Regions from separate parts of the Homo sapiens genome. Here region 2 is linked to region 1. A link is a loop called in an ENCODE intact Hi-C map of the cell type or tissue named here. Cell type or tissue: B cell. All regions are shown on one strand.

The links. A loop is a pair of places that touch in the nucleus more often than their neighbours do. Peaks named below come from ENCODE experiments on the same cell type or tissue, not always from the same donor. Only the 100,000 strongest peaks of a DNase experiment are listed, where the experiment ranks them.
Region 2: a loop joins it to region 1, with 5 times the contacts of the local background. A loop is called at or near these places in 3 of 110 quality-filtered maps.

The regions. Positions count from the first base shown.
Region 1 is chr13:79,387,079-79,395,078 of GRCh38, forward strand. All of the region lies in intron 1 of RBM26 (RNA binding motif protein 26), which reads right to left. It also overlaps the pseudogene RNA5SP33. Among named protein-coding and RNA genes, the nearest start is that of RBM26, 15 kb to the right of the region's middle. RefSeq lists enhancers at 6,119-6,178, 6,189-6,238. In B cell, CTCF peaks have their summits at 4,422 (motif pointing left) and 4,626; DNase peaks (open chromatin) are centred at 2,203, 4,413, 6,013 and 6,973; H3K4me3 peaks cover 2,552 bases; H3K27ac peaks cover 3,886 bases.
Region 2 is chr13:78,599,213-78,607,212 of GRCh38, forward strand. POU4F1 (POU class 4 homeobox 1) reads right to left here and starts at 4,340. Exons shown (of 2, transcript NM_006237.4): 1 at 3,992-4,340; 2 at 1-3,339. The coding sequence starts at 4,114. The coding sequence ends at 2,203. It overlaps OBI1-AS1 (OBI1 antisense RNA 1), which reads left to right. Exons shown (of 6, transcript NR_047001.1): 4 at 6,089-6,232; 5 at 7,760-7,998. It overlaps LOC780529 (a long non-coding RNA gene), which reads left to right. Exons shown (of 1, transcript NR_158457.1): 1 at 1-407. RefSeq lists a silencer at 4,131-4,290 and an enhancer at 7,408-8,000. In B cell, no CTCF peak of the experiment used is centred here; DNase peaks (open chromatin) are centred at 2,489, 3,519, 3,579, 4,399 and 5 weaker places; H3K4me3 peaks cover 2,957 bases; H3K27me3 peaks cover 7,153 bases.

The DNA.
Region 1 (8,000 bases):
AAAATTTATCTTTAAAAATGAGAAATTATTATGGACACTTTTCCGGTCATGAATCTTAAGACTAAGCAAACTAAGCTTCAGTTTTTTCATCTAACAGCTGACTTGCCAAACTAGAAATAATTACAAATAAATATAATTACAAATAAGACACACTTTATTAACCTGCCAAGCACCCTAACAATCGTTAAGGGATTACTAAATAATGAACTATGATAAAAAAAAATGCCTATAATCACCCCTAAAAATATACTTTAGTTAAATTCTGGTTGCTATATTTTAAGTCCTATATTACCTTTCAAACCTACTTTGTCCCAAGCCAAATTGTTAGCCTTTCCATGAAGCAGTCTGGTATTGAAGAAAAGCACTGAACTGTACTCCAAAAAACAATTTTCAGATTTCCAGTCTGGTGTTATTTCTGCTTTATTCACTAGTTATATAATCCTGCGTTAGCATTTTATTTCTCTAGGCTTTAGTTTACTCATTTAAAAAAAAAAAAAAGGCACTGAACCATACGATCTGAAAAAGTGGGTCATTTTTGTGAAAAAATATTTGGCTTTCACCACCTTGCGCTCTTTCTCCCTTCCCATTCCAGTAACTTTTAGTTAACTGAATTTCAAAATAATTTAGTACATAGCATTAGAATCTTCAAGAGAATTTTTTTTCTTTATGTCTTTCTAAAGAGTCACAGAATCCCATTTCCTCAGCACTCATGACCAAATTTTGAGCCCTTAGAAGGCATAAATAAATTCTACTTAATAGAAACATTTTGTGTATTTCTCCTAAATTGCCAGACCTATATAATTTCTGTACATTGTTTCTACCACTGTTACATAGCAACTACTGGTATGTTTGACTGTTTCTCCCATTGGTATTACAGATAACTATGCCTGCCTTTTCCCTAGAACAAATCACAATGTATTGAGAAGGAGCTTCTAATTACCAACATTATAGCAATCTAAATTCAGGCATTTCACAACTCACTCTTAAACTAGACTAAGAAATAGCTAACTAGTCTTCCTTTGTCTTCAAAACGTTTTATCTAATCAAACCTCTACATGCCATAAACTGGAATGCAGTGGCGATCTCAGCTGACTGCAACCTCCGCCTCCCGGGTTCAAGCAATTCTCCTGCCTCAGCCTCCCCAGTAGCTGGGATTACAGGCATGTACCACCACGTCTGGCTAATTTTTGTATTTTAAGTAGAGATGGGGTTTCACCATGGTGGCCAGGCTGGTCTCGAACTTCTGACCTCAGGTGATCCACCCACTTGGGCCTCCCAAAGTGCTGGGACTATAGGCGTGAGCCACCTCGCCCAGCAAGCAACATTCTTAAAAAGAGACTGGATCAAGTAACTCCTGTTTTAACCTTCCCCACATCTCATAATATAGCTCCAAAATTGTCCAATCACTTCAGTATAGCAATAAAACTTTCTCTACATCTGAAACCCACAGAGGCTAGGTGGATTCAAGAGCCTTTTCCTAATCACAATGTATACTCACGATTCCTCCAAACTTCATGTATTCTCACAGAACTTAACTGTTCCTCCAATTTGGCTGTTTAATGTCATCACAGGCATCCAAACTTAACATGATTCAATTTAGGTAAGTGCATTAACAACTTTAGAGACTGGTAACTGCAAGTTTATAAAGCAGTTTTCAAAAATAAGTTCTACCTATTTCAGTCTGCTTGCTACTATAAAAAATTAAACTTTTTAAAAAGGTAAGATAAGCACTTGAGATCATTAAAGAAAGTAATAGTAACAAATAAGAAACGTCACAATGACAATTTCTTACAAAATATGTCCAAAAAAGATCACAAGTTACAGGCCTCAAAGTACCTGTTATTGCATTTATAACTATTACAAGGAGCAACAAATAAACGACCGGCTGAAGTATATATTAATGCTATGTGGAATCTATAATCATTCAAACACTTTTCATTTATAAGTGACTTCATTTAAGATTTTATAAATTTTTTTATCAACTTTTAAATTGCCTGTAAAATGGAAAATAAATAATTGCAGAATGTATGGAGCAGAGATATACAGAACTCAAAAGTAGGCTAGAATTTACACTGACACACTATCTCCCGTAACTTCTTTTAAAATGGCTCTTTGAAACAAAAAACAAAATGAGGAACTACTTATAATGCAATACATAACATCATAAAACAAGTTCCTCTGAAGTACTAGATTTAAACCAAGAAAGTATACTTAATACTAAGAAAGCCTCCAACAGCAGCATTAGCTGACTTCTAGAAAATAACTTCTACTAATGAGAATAAAGCAAACATACACATAGAGGAAGATGTTCATTGCAGAGTTATTTAAAAAGTCAAAAACAGTGTACTAGTTGCGTTGTTAAAGAAAAAAAGAAACGGGAAAAAAAATAGTTATTTGGAAAGCCAAAGAAAAAAGCAAACAACCTAAATGACAAATAAGAACAGAATGGTTACATAAACTATAGTCTCTCATCCATGTACTAACCAAGCCTAATCCTGCTTGCCTTCCAAGTTAGATGAGATCAGGGGTGTTCAGAGTGGTATGGCCGTAGATGATTTGGTCATGCAAAAACACTGGATTTCAGCCATTGTAACGGCATAAAAACTACATATTAACAGTAAAAGTTCAAGGATGGGAAACGTAAAGAGGATTTTGCTTTTCAAGTCAAAGTCTTTTGGTAAGTTTTCCTTGACTACATACAGGAAGTACTTAAATAATTCAAGAAAATAAGCTTTTTTCCCCTAAAAAGTAATAATTACATCATAAATAAAGCACTATTTAAACAAAGTGCAATACACTCACATAATGGAATTCTATGGAACCACTGGAAAGAATAGGAATCTACCTAACAGTATACTTTTATGGGATGATGTGCAGTGTTACTGGAAATACTAGTTGTAGTAGCAACATATAAATGATTCTATCTATGAAAAAAAGTCATGTATATTCATCAATAGGTGGCACATGCATATTTTTACAGATATATGTTTACAAGTTTATATATGAGAATCAGAAAGGAATAAGAAGACTGATTTTTGGTTTCTATTTCTACACTGTTTAAATTTTTATTAGAACCATCATGTACTATTTTTAATTAGTAAGACTTAAGAAATTGTGTCAAATTAACAATAATGAGAGCATTATTATTGTTAACTACTGTATATACCATGATTCTGACAACAGAATACTACTCAGCAATACAAAGAAGCAAACTACAGATATATGCAATAATATGGATAAATCTCAGGCACATTAAAGCCTTGCTCAAAATAATACTCTGATTCCACTGACAGAAAAGTTCTACAACAGGTAATACTAATATATAGTGTAAAAAAGGCAGAACACTGCTTTCTTCTAGAGGTAGGTGGGGGCATGGGAAAAGAAATGAGTAAATTTTCCAGGGCAAGGGTAATGTTATCTTAACAGGTGACTGGGTTACAAAAATGTATACACTTGTAAAAACTATAAAATGGTACACTTAAGATCTGTGCACTTGATTGTATCTGTATTCTAAAATTAAAATAAAACTAAAGTACTGAAGTAAAGCATGGTATGCATGCTTTAGGGGTAAGTGCACTGACATCTGCGATTTACTCTGAAATGAACCAAAGGATAATAGTGACAAGCACACTAAAATGTTAATGGTAGAATCTCAATGACGGGTATGTCACTGTAAAATTCTTTCAACTTTTCTGTATATTCAAAATTTTCAAAATAAAGTTGTAGGGCAAGGGCAGTCAAGGAAAACCAGGCAGGAAAATTCTAAAAATGAACATTATTGACAGAGGACTAGCCTTTCATCACCAAAAATAAGAGAATAGTGTAAAAGATATAGATCAATATATAAAAAGTCTAGAATAAACCCAAATACACATAAGAACTTAGTATCTATTTAAGGTTGCATCTCAAATCCCTGGGAAAACATGGATTATGCAGTCAAGTTTTATAGAGATAACTTTGTGTGCATCTGAATAAAAATACATAAATAAGGCTATATCCATACTTCATACCTGGATTTTCTTTAAAAATAAGATCATAAAGGACATGGATGATACTACTTGAGAAAATACAGTGACTGGTTTCCATTTTGCCTCACTGACTTCTCGTGGTAAGTCACAGTATGATTTGTAGCACGCATATAGTCAATTAGAGTTCATTAATTGACTGGTAACCCAATTAGTATGCTGGCATACAGTAAGCACAACTAGTGATAGCTTTCGCTATAATATCACTGGCAGTAACTTCATCTCAAAATAGGGAAAGTTTTTCTGACTATGACTACAATAGAAAATCCAAACCCCATGAAATAAAGGATAAATTCAACTACATAAAATGAAGCATTTCTTTTTGTGTGTGTGTTTTTTTGAGACAGTCTTGTTCTGTAGCTCAGGCTGGAGTGCGGTGGCGCCATCTAGCGTCACTGCAACCACCACCTCCTGGGTTCAAGCAATTCTCCTGCTTCAGCTTCCCCTGTAGCTGGGATTACAGGCGCCCACCACAACACCAGGCTGATTTTTATATTTTTAGTAGAGACATGGTTTCACCATGTTGGCCAGGCTGGTCTCGAACTCTTGAACTCAAATGATCCACCCACCTCAGCCTCCCAAAGTGCTGGGATTACAGGCGTGAGCCACCGCACCCAGCCGAAGCATTTCTATATTAGAAAAATTACCATAAGCAGAATCAAAACATAAATGTCAGTATGGGAAAGAGAAAGTTGCAGATCATATCACAATTTCCCTAATACATGAAAAGCTCCTACAAATCAACTTTTTAAGAAACCAACAATGTATCAGAAAAACTAGGGAGTGTATGAACAATCAACAGGAAAAAATATATAATACGTAACACTATATATAATTATATATTATACAAGAATACATAATTATTATATAATTATATATTATGCAATACATTATTATATAATTATATATTATACATTATTATATAATTATATATTATACAATACATTATTATATAATTATGTATTATACAATAATACATAATTATATAATAATGTATTATACAATACATAATTATATAATTATATATTATACAATAATACATAATTATTATATAATTATATATTATACAATAATACATAATTATTATATAATTATATATTATACAATAATACATAATTATTATATAATTATATATTATACAATAATACATAATTATTATATAATTATATATTAATTATATATAAAATATATAATTAATTGTATAACGGTAATATATAATTAGTAATTATATATAATTACATTATATATTATTTATGATGTAACCATTACTTTTTAGGAAAAAAGCTTACTTTCTTAAATTATTAAATTAATCTCTGGAGCATTATATATTATATACAATAATTATGTAAGTATTATGTACTATATATGTAATGGTTACATCATAAATCACATATATTCTAATATATTAGTTATATAATTATATGTTATATATTATATATAAACATAATTAATATGTAAAATATGTTATCCATATATAATTTATATATATTTATATATATAAATAAACATAGGAAAAATTTTTCAACCTAACTTTTATAAAACAAACACACATTAAAACTATGTTAGCCATTCCACCTCGGGCTGGATGTGGAACATCACAAGAGACCACTGCTCTCACCCCAACAAGAAACAAGCCGCTTTAACTACAAAACTGTAGTATTTTTTAAAACCCAACAAGCTTGAGAAGACCAAAAAAAAAAAAAATCTGTAAATGAACTAACTATATTCTAGAAAGTGACAAACTCTTCAGAAGAGCAAAGAAACTCATGTTTACTCTCATTCCTGGTGGAAAGTCAGGAAGAAAAATCTGACTCCATAGATGGAGGTACAGAGAAACCAGCGAAACTTTAAATCATCTTTTAGCAGTCATATACACATGCTGTCGAGAGATTAGAATCAGAAGTACCACAAGCCACAAAGTGAGTCTACAGCCACTCATCAACACTTACTAACCAAAGACTCATGAGTAATTCTGGGAGCAAGGAAGAACTACAAGAGATTACCAAGGAACTACTAGCTTCCAGCTAACAAAGTCTGAGTGTAGAGCACAAGGGCTGAGTGAAACCCCTCTGAGGCATTCTTGGGTGGGTTACCATTCAAAAGACAAGGAAAGGAGCAACAATGCTGAAAAACAGTTCCAAAAGTCATAAAGGCAGGAGGTAGGAGTTAAGAACAAAGATCTCCCCAGCAATTCAAAAACCTGGAACCAGGGGCATCTGATCTCTCAAGCTGCCCACTTGGCCCTCTTCCAAGTGTACTTTACTTCCTTTCATTCTTGCTGTAAAGCATTTTAATAAACATTCACTCCTGCGCTAAAACTTGCCTCAGTTTCTCCTTCTGCCTTATGTCTCCTCGGTCGAATTCTTTCTTCTGAGACAAGAAGTGAGGTTGCTGCAGATCCATATGGATTTGCAGCAGGTAACATACATCAGTTCCGCATGACTTGAGTACATTCCCTACTTGTAAGAGACCTGTACACAGTACCATCTTCGGCTGGAGACATTCAACCCCCATACAGTTTTCTTCTCCCATTCGCTGTCTGGCTTACTAATCAACCCTCAGAACAATTCCTCTTGGTCACAAGTGGCTCTCCTCCCCCCGTATGACCACTGAGATCACCTTGTGGGGGTGGGAAGGACCTTGGGGTCTGCACCGAGTGGACCTGAGGCACTAATGGCCCTCCTGGGCAGGAGGCTCACGAGAATGATAGGGTTAAAGCCTAAAACCGTGCAGTGCTTGGGGTTTCCTGTTTTTTCAACTAAAATCAGCTTTTCTCCAAGAAGCTGCACTGCCTATTCTTTTTGTGTGTGTGTGTTCTGAAATGGCTTTGTGCACGTGCTGGACTGTTCACCTTGGGGGCAAGTCTGCTTCTCTGTTTTCACTCTACATGCCACGTGACTTCTTAAACACACACTTCCTATTATTTGTGCGCCTGCGGCTTTTACTGTGTTTACACAGTAGCAAAGCCGGGATCCCCCGCAGATATCCCCTGAGATTTGTACTTGTTCTTACCCTACCAGCTCAAATGACCTCCAACCTTCCCCTCTGCTGGCACATTGTGGGGACAAACACTAACTGGAACTGCCGCTCTGCTAGCTCCTTACGACTTACCATATGCTTTCCATTCCAGCCCCATGGCTGAGTTTTCTGGTGGCTTTTGAAGCAGTTTGTCAACCTCCATAAAGGCTCACTCTGGCCCTTCAATGATTCCACCTACTTGCTTTTTGAGTTAGCACCCCTTTGGTAGGAAGAGAAATTCTTCTGCCATTTGCGAGTCCTTACCTCAAGCCCTAAGTCCTCTAGAGGTTACTACTTTCTGTCAAGAGGGCAAATAAACGTTGCCCTCTGGAATCAAAGTGCCGTTTTTGGAAGCATATAAAGGCTTTCCATGAGTATTTCTCTTGCTTCCTCCCAACTTCCTTCTGTAGCATCCATTTCTCTATTCCGTGCCTTTCTCAACATGCATCAAGACCTTCAAGGTCATATTTGAACAAAAGGAAGTCCAGCCCCCTTGTAGCAATTAGCTAAATTTTATTTTATTTTTATTTTTGACAGAGTCTCGCTCTGTTGCCCAGGCTGGAGTGCAGTGGCACCAGCTTGGCTCACTGCAACCTCCGCCTCCTGGGTTCAAGCGATTCTCCTGCCTCAACCTCCTGAGTAGCTGGGATTACAGGCACCCATAACAACACCCGGCTAATTTTTGTACTTTTAGTTTGGACGGGGTTTCACCACATTGGCCAGGATGGTCTTGAACCTCTGATGTCAGGTGATCCGTCCACCTTGGCCTCCCAGAGTGCTGGGATTACAGGTGTGAGCCACGGCACCCAGCCCCAAAGGGAAAATTCTCATTCTGCCCTCAAAGCATTTGAAGCCAATGGTGAACTGAATCAAACGAAAGTTGTTACAAAGCCCAGAACCAATCAGACTACAGGGCAACTGACTCAGCCTCCACTCAAGTGGCCTAACAAAAAAAAG
Region 2 (8,000 bases), 790 kb before region 1:
ACACATCCCCCTGTTGTATTTTGGCGCATAGAATTGGTTCTGATAGAAGTAAGGGAGGAGAAAGGTAAAAGAGAAAAAACATAACCAAGGAGAAAGCTCAGCAGACATACATGGACAGGTAGATCAATCCGTGAGACATTTCAGGATGAACACTGGCAGTCTGTTACCACTGTGTGAATGTGTGCATTAAATAAAATATTTACAATAATCTTTTTTCCTTTTTCTTTGAATACAAGAATATGACAAAAATGTTTTCAGTGGAAACAGGCAGTAGACTGTGAAATCGCACTAGCCACAAAACGGTCTACCAGAAAGCTAGCCCAGTTTAGTGCTCAGTTTCAAATGCATAGAATGTTTGCCCTGCAAACAATGATATACAACATAATTAAATAAATAATGCCTAACCAGAGTGAGACCTAATTGTGTTTCTTTCCACACCTTTCAGATCATGCATGATTTCAGTCTTGTTAATCGGCAGGTTTTTTTTCTTTTCTCATTTGTTCTGTTTTCAATGTTTTAGTTATGATTAAAGGATGGTAACAAACCATCTCTACGAGAGATCCAAAGAGTATCTTGTACACAAAGCAGGCATTTTACCTAACCACCTTCAACTATCTTAATTTTTTAAAATCCACCAGCAGCTTGTAAGGTACCTGATTATTACTATGAAATACTATACATGATTTTCTATTTGGGAGACTGGTAGTGCAAATTAAAGTTCTTGCTACCCAACATTTATCCCCTGTAATAAATGACTCTTGAATAATAAGAACAAGTAAAAGGAAACACAGTTGTTCTGTTTTCGCCCAACATGCAGACCTCTTTGAAACAAATGGGGGTGGGGGCACTTTAAATCTGTCTTCCTCTTTTCTGGGATTTAGGTGATTTTCTCACAGCCAAGTCCTACCGCAAAAGAAAGCAGGAACTTCTCAACATTTCTATAATTTCATGTCCTCCAAGAGAGGAAGAAACGGGACCTAGAAGAGCAAGATGAGTCTCGTTCAGTGGAGAAAACAGGAGAGAGTATCTCTCCTAATAACTTTCACCCCATTAGTCTATTTGAATCAACAGGAAAAATCAGTAGTTTAAACCTCTCTCTAAAAAAAAGATAAAACTGAAAGGGCAAGTTAAAGTTCTATGAGTGGGAAAAGCTTATTTTGAAATTGTCTAAAACTAGATCTTCGACATAAGAGGAAAAAAAACTGTTGTTAAAATTGTTTCATTTTCCTAGAATAAGATATCTCGAAGCTCCGGAATTCTGCTTTTTAGTAGCTCAAAGACTATGCCCTTCTCTCCAAAGACCCCCACCCCAACAGGACCAGGCCACCAGAGTATAGGCAGGGCCACGGGAAAACTTGGATTCCACCTAAGCAAGCAGCCAGCCTCCCCCTGACCCTCTCTTTTCAGCTGTGCTCCCACTCACTTCCCGGGATTGGAGAGCAGCCATAGGCCTCTCATTGGAACGGAGGAAATAAAGAGGATATGGATGGGGTGGAGGTGAGAGAGGGAAAAATTAAACACGCAGACAGAACAACTAGCTTTGATACCCAGAACTTCAACTTCTCGCTCGTTTGGTTTTCGTTTTTCGACTCAGTTCGTGCGTGTAGGGTTGGGGAGGTGGTAATAATGGTGGTGCTCTTTTTTCTCTTCTATGGGGGAAAATGAAGTTGCAGATTATGGCTCCCCGGAGTTAAAATTTCTAAAGCATTTTCCTTTGCTTTTGTTCTGTTTTGTTTTAGTTTGTCTTTATTTGTCTAGTTTTTGGTGGTTGGTAGGTTTGTTTTTGTACATAGTTCCTTGGTCCCCAGGATATTTAGGTAAGTGTCTCTGGTCAGAAACAGTCCATTTTCCTACCCTTCCCGCGTCTCCCCCCACCCAAACCCCAGAACCATCCTGCTCCTTAAAACCCCTGCTCGGGTCTCCGCTTTCCTTCCCCCCACTCCCCACTCCCCCGAATGCTCCCCCCCTTCTCCCCTACCCTATACTCCAATCCCCACACCCAGCACCCCAGTCCTCAAGGCTAGGGGACAGCAAAGGCAGGAAAATCAGAGAATGGGTGGAGGAAAGAGAGCGAGAAGGGACTCCCCAAATGCAGGCAGGATAACGGACACTCCAAATCCGAGGGGAGGCAAGCAGAGGAAAGCCCCCCAAAAATGCCTCCTCAGCTCCCCATTCTGTCCCGCCCGACACCTCCCAGCCCCCTCAGTAAGTGGCAGAGAATTTCATCCGCTTCTGCTTCTGTCTCTGGTTGCAAAACCACACCCGCACCACGTTCTTTTTGAGGTCCAGTTTCTCGGCGATGGCGGCGATCTTCTCGGACGAGGGCCGGGGCTGCACGGCGAAGTAGGCCTCGAGGGAGCGCTTCTCGGGCGCGGCGATGGAAGTCCGCTTGCGCTTCTTCTCGCCGCCGTTGAAGAGCTCAGGCTTGTTCATTTTCTCGCGCTGGGCGCCCTCGGCCTCCTCGAGCCACGCCTGCAGGATGGGCTTGAGCGCGATCATGTTGTTGTGCGAGAGCGTGAGCGACTCGAACCTGCAGATGGTGCTCTGGCTGAGTGAGCCCACGCCCGGGATCTTGAGGTTGGCCAGCGCCGAGCCCACGTCGGCCTGCGTCACGCCCAGCTTGATGCGCCGCTGCTTGAAGCGCTCCGCGAACGCCTCGAGCTCGCGCGGGTCCGTGTCCGAGTCGCAGATGGACGCCAGGCCCGCTGCGCCCACCACGGCCGCCGCCGCCGATGCCGCTGCCACCTGCCCGGCCGCCGCCGCCGCCGCTGCCGCTGCCGCGCCGTGGTGCGCCGCCGCCGCCACCAGCCCGGGGTGCGGCAGCCCGGACGGCATGTTCATGGCGGCCGCCGCCGCGGGGTGCGACAGGTGGCCCAGGCTGTGCATATGCGGGTGAGGGTGCGCGGAGCCGCCCAGGAGCCCGCCGCCCGGGCCGCCGCCGCCGCCCCCCGGGCCGCCACCGCCGCCTCCCCCGGGGCCGCCGCCCGGGCCGCCGCCGCCGCCCGGGCCGCCACCGCCCCCCGGGCCGTCGTGGGCGCCGCCGCCGCCGGCCGCCGCGCCCGCGCCGCCCGCGCCGGCCATGAGCGCGAGCGACGGCGAGGAGATGTGGTCCAGCAGATCGCCGGGTTCGAGCGCCTGGTGGTGGTGGTGGTGGTGGTGGTGGTGCGCCAGAGGCACCGTGGAAGTGGACGTGCACGGCACGCTGTTCATCGTGTGGTACGTGGCGTCCGGCTTGAAAGGATGGCTCTTGCCCTGGGACACGGCGATGTCCACGGCCGCCAGCGCCTCGGCCCGCGCCAGCAGCGTCTCGTCCAGGCTGGCGAAGAGGTTGCTCTGCAGCTGCAGGCGACACAAACCAAACCAAAAAAACCACAAAACCAAAAGAGCAAAACAAAACAACAGAAGAAACACACACACAGGCCGGAAAGCACAGCATGCGAAGGGCAAACACAAAGCAACCAAAATAACAACGGGTTTGGGGGCAGTGGAGAGCGGGAAAGACGGAGAGGGGGCACATTGACGACCAGGGAGGGGGCAGACGAGAAGGGATGGGAGCGTGGAGAGGGGGACAGAAGTAGGGAGAAAGGGGGACACAAGAACACATTCCGGAAACGGGCGTGGGAGACGAAAAAGAGGGAAAAGAAGAAATGGAAATGTAACTCGCAGCTGGGGACCCGTGTCACACACCCGAGCACGCACAGAGACTGCCTTTCTGAGGCGTGAAATTAACAGAGAAAGTAGAGGGAAGTCGAGAGTCCTGGCCCCAGCGCTCCCTACTCCGATCGCAGGCGCCTGACGCGGAGGCAGAGGCAGACAGGAACACGACATTAAGGGCCGCCGGACAAAACGTGCCTCGCTGCGGGACTGCTCTACACCCCCTGCCCGCAGTTCCCCGCACCGGGACCTGCACACACCAGCCCCCGACATGCAGCGTTTCGGAGACGGGGAGGGGCGGGCGCGCGGGCCGGGGCCGCGGGCGTGGGGCGCTTACCGGCGGCGTGGGCAGGCAGGCCCGCCGGATGGCCTCGGAGCTGGAGTGCAGCGACGGGTACTTGTGCTCAGGGAGGGTGGGATGCATGGCAAAGTGAGGCTGCTTGCTGTTCATGGACATCATCGTGGCGGCTTGGCATGTATATCCACAAACACTCCGAAAGTCCGCGGGAAAGTGCGTACGCCGGCTCACCCGGCCTCCCTTCGGAGGCTGCAGCCGCGGCGGTCGCGGCGGCTGGCGGCGGCCCCGCCGCGGGCTGCTGCTGCTGCTCCTGCTGCTGCCAGGCGCTCCCTCTGACCGCGCAGAGCGCCGCGCGCCGGCCTCGCGGTCCCGCTTCTCCGACAGCTCTAGCCCCGCGCGCCGACGGGATGCACTCCTCTAACACCTGAGCCCCACTTCTCGCGGCCGTCCCGGGGAGCTCTCGCGAGAGCTCGCGGCCCCACCGCGCTGACAGGCATCAGCTGTCTCCGTCTGTCTGACGCGCGCTCTCCTTCTCGGCGGCCCCGTGCGTCTGCGCGCGCGCGCGCTCGTCCGGCCGCGACCAGCGCGTGGGAGCCGCTCTTATAGTGACCACCAGCAAGGACAGCGCAGGTGATGCACCTGTAGCTACCCGGGCATGCGCACTGCCCGCCTCACCTTTCCCACCGTGGTCTGGAAAGATCAGAAGGTCCAGCTATTGTCTAAGGGTGGGCACCTTTTAGAATAAAAAAGACGAGATGCGCGCACGCCCCTCTATGTGTGTGTGTGTGTGTGTGTGTGCGTGCGTGTGTGTGTATGTGTGTATGTTTCTTCTCCCTGATAGCAAGCCTTGAATATATGAGCATTACTTAGGCATTCCTCCTCTTCGGGATGCCTAACAAGCTGTTGTATAATGTATACAGCTGGACATTTCTACGTTAAATTATGCCCGCGCATTCCTCTGTATACAGTATAAATAACAACACAGAAATGCAGAAGGTGCTGTCTTTTGCTGCAAGAACCTGTTTCTTTAAAGGTTTATAAATAGGTTCCTGGAGAATAATCGCGGTGACAGACATTTGTTTGAAGCAGTCAGACGCTATTGATTTCCATATAATTTAATTTCCTCCGCATACTTTTTTGTTGTTGTTGTGAATATAACTGTGTCAGGCACCGCCAGTGACAGCCACTTAGGAGCCACAAGGAGCGTGTGCTTTCTACTCGGGAAAAGCTGTTGAAATGAAATTGTGCATTTCTCTTATTGTTTGTCTCCTTCAACCGTGTACAAACCCACGTTTCAAACGAGCTCCGGGTGATCTAAGGCTTCTAGTAATCAAAAGGAAAAAACAGTTAACAGGGTGTAGTTGGGATCCTTCCTCCCCTCAGCGTACACACACACACACACACACACACACACACACACACACTTTATGCTGGGAACTCCAGGAAAACTGCTTCAGAGAAAAGGGAATAAGATGTTGAAAAGAGAACTTTCTTTTCCCTTCCATCTTTTTGGCTTTTTGCCTCATATCTCTGCCTGCTTATATATATTTTTTTCAATAGGAGACAGATCAAACTAACTTACAGGAAAGCTTGATTCAAAAATATTAAATCAAGCCAATTTGAAAGAACGGGGACAAGCTCTGGTCCAGTTTTTAAATTTTTAAAAAATTATTGTGAAATTAAGACCTAAAAAGAATAAATCAATTAGCCAACCTGTTATATGGCCCTTATGTGGTAGCAGATCAAGAGCCTCCCAGGGGAGCCACAGTTCAGGTGCCAAAGTCCCCAGGGAAGGAGCACTTGCTCGCGGTGATAATAACCTAACAGCCCAGATGTTATCACATCTGCGGTAAGAGAGCTGGAGAGCAGCAAGGGGCTGCTTATGGAAAGCAGAAATCAGATAATCTTTCTGTTCTCTCCCACACCAAGGAAGTCTGTATTTCCACCAAAGAGCAGATCTCATTTCTATAAACCTAAATTTGCGTTCCCGTGGATTTTATCTTTCCTCTGCACAAATGCATGTGTGTTTAGCATACCCACTCACCTACTCAGATTCCAAGAAGAGCCCACAGGCGTCACCATGGCTTTTTCTTTCTTTCTTTTCATGTTCCCCCCCACCCCCTCCCTTCCTTCTAGCTCCAGAGGGAAGTGAGAAGGATGTTCACTTGCTGGTGAGAGAAGGAGCTGGTTCCATCCATTACGCAGTCCCCTGGGAGCGCTAAATGCAACTTTATCTCAACGGGGAGTGGACGATGAGCAGGACGTCGCTAGAGGGAAAGAGTGAGTCCTACGGTAGTCATCACACCGGGAGTCCGGGCTTAACCTAGTCCTTCCTGACACCCCTGGTGGCCGTTCCCTGCGCTCTCTCTTGACGGGAAAGAAAAGGCCCCCACAGAGGGTGAGGGCCTGGAACCTGCCCCTCCCCTCTCAAGGAAGCGCTGGTCTTTAGGGACCCTGAAGGGTACAGGAGCAACAGAAAGGTAAACAGTACAGGTTTGCGGCCGGGTGGGGCCTCTGAGAGCCAGGTGAGCTCCTGAGTACCCAAAAGGCACCTCGGTTCACCCTCCAACCCTGGGAGGCTTCCATTAAACCCAGCGGAGAGATGCCACCTTAGCCTGAAGTTAGGAGTTAGTCCCACCAAGATTTCCTTCCCTGTTCACCTCTCTTTCGACAACAGGAATACCCCACCTTGGGGTGAGGCCAGATCTTTGCTTGGGGTATTGGGTGTTTTGATGGGACCAGAAACATGAGGGCTATGGGTACAATCCTCCCTCCCCCTCCCACCATGGATAGGAAGCCCATCTAGGATACATCCATCTTCACTATAGCACTTAGTGCAGAGTTTGTCACAGGAAAAGTACCCCACCAAAAAACACGTGTGTAGGAAGGAAGAGAGGCCAGTTTCGGGTAGCCTGGGGGAGGGGTGGTGGCCTAGGGGCTGTTCAACAATCCAGGGCTGGTTGGAGATTGCAGGAAGATCCCTGGGTGGGGGGATGGGGGGGTCTACATTCTCCTTAAAAAGGAGGGGTGTGTTTTCCCCAGGCAGAGCTGTAAATTTTTATTCCAGCCTGTTCTTTTTCAGGAGCCAATTATTTCACTCCGCCCTCATTAACTTGCTACCTTATCTTCCTTCCTCAAATTCTTGCTGAGCGGTAGTCTGGCCCAGTACAAGACACTGGAGATAAAATGAGGTATACAATATGAGTACCTGCCCTGCAGGAGGTGACAGTGTATGTGCGTGGGGAAGCCACGGATAAAAGGCATCTATGACACAGGTATAACAGGTGTGATGAGAGGGATGTGTATAGAAATATGGAGCGGGTGATGCTTGGACAGTTATCATGCCTCATCCTCGTTGGTTCTCAGCCCAGGCTAAAGAATAGGGCATGCTGGCACATCTGCAGGCAGTTCCCTGGACCATATCAAGCCTCTCCCTACTTTCCTCCTGATGCGTAAAAGGAAAAGGTGGTGGGCTTGGGCTCAGCTCACCCATATGTCACTGTTTTGTTTTCCTGGTTTGGCAACTGCTGTAACTCGTTGGCCCCTGCCTGTGCTAATGATACCCACATGGGGTCTGAGCCTTGGCATAGATTCCTGGGCAATTTTTTTTCCTTCTTATTTAATGACCAACACAGATCTCCTCCTCCTCCTCATCTCATAGCTTTGCATTTTATCAAGAGAAGGATAATGAATGCACAACTATTGATTTCCAAGGAATTTCCGCCCCCAGGGACAGGGAGTCTATCATGTGGATCAGAGACACATTTCTTTCCCTCATTAATTAATTTTCTCCTCCTCCTTTGGCAGGCCTCACTTCCCGTTTCCTTTGGCAGCGCCCTTTTCCCGACCTAAGGGAGCAGACCTTCGTTGGTTGGCGTGAGGACTGGCGGGAGAGGTTTTGTGCCAGGATCCGCACTGTCTGGGGTGAACGCTCCTCACCTTTGACCTGAACCGCCAACTTCCCATCCTCCACTTTTGGAGAGCGCGCCTGATAGCTGCTGCCCACCTGGGCACTGACATCCTCCTTCCGACCGGGTGCGGAGAAAGT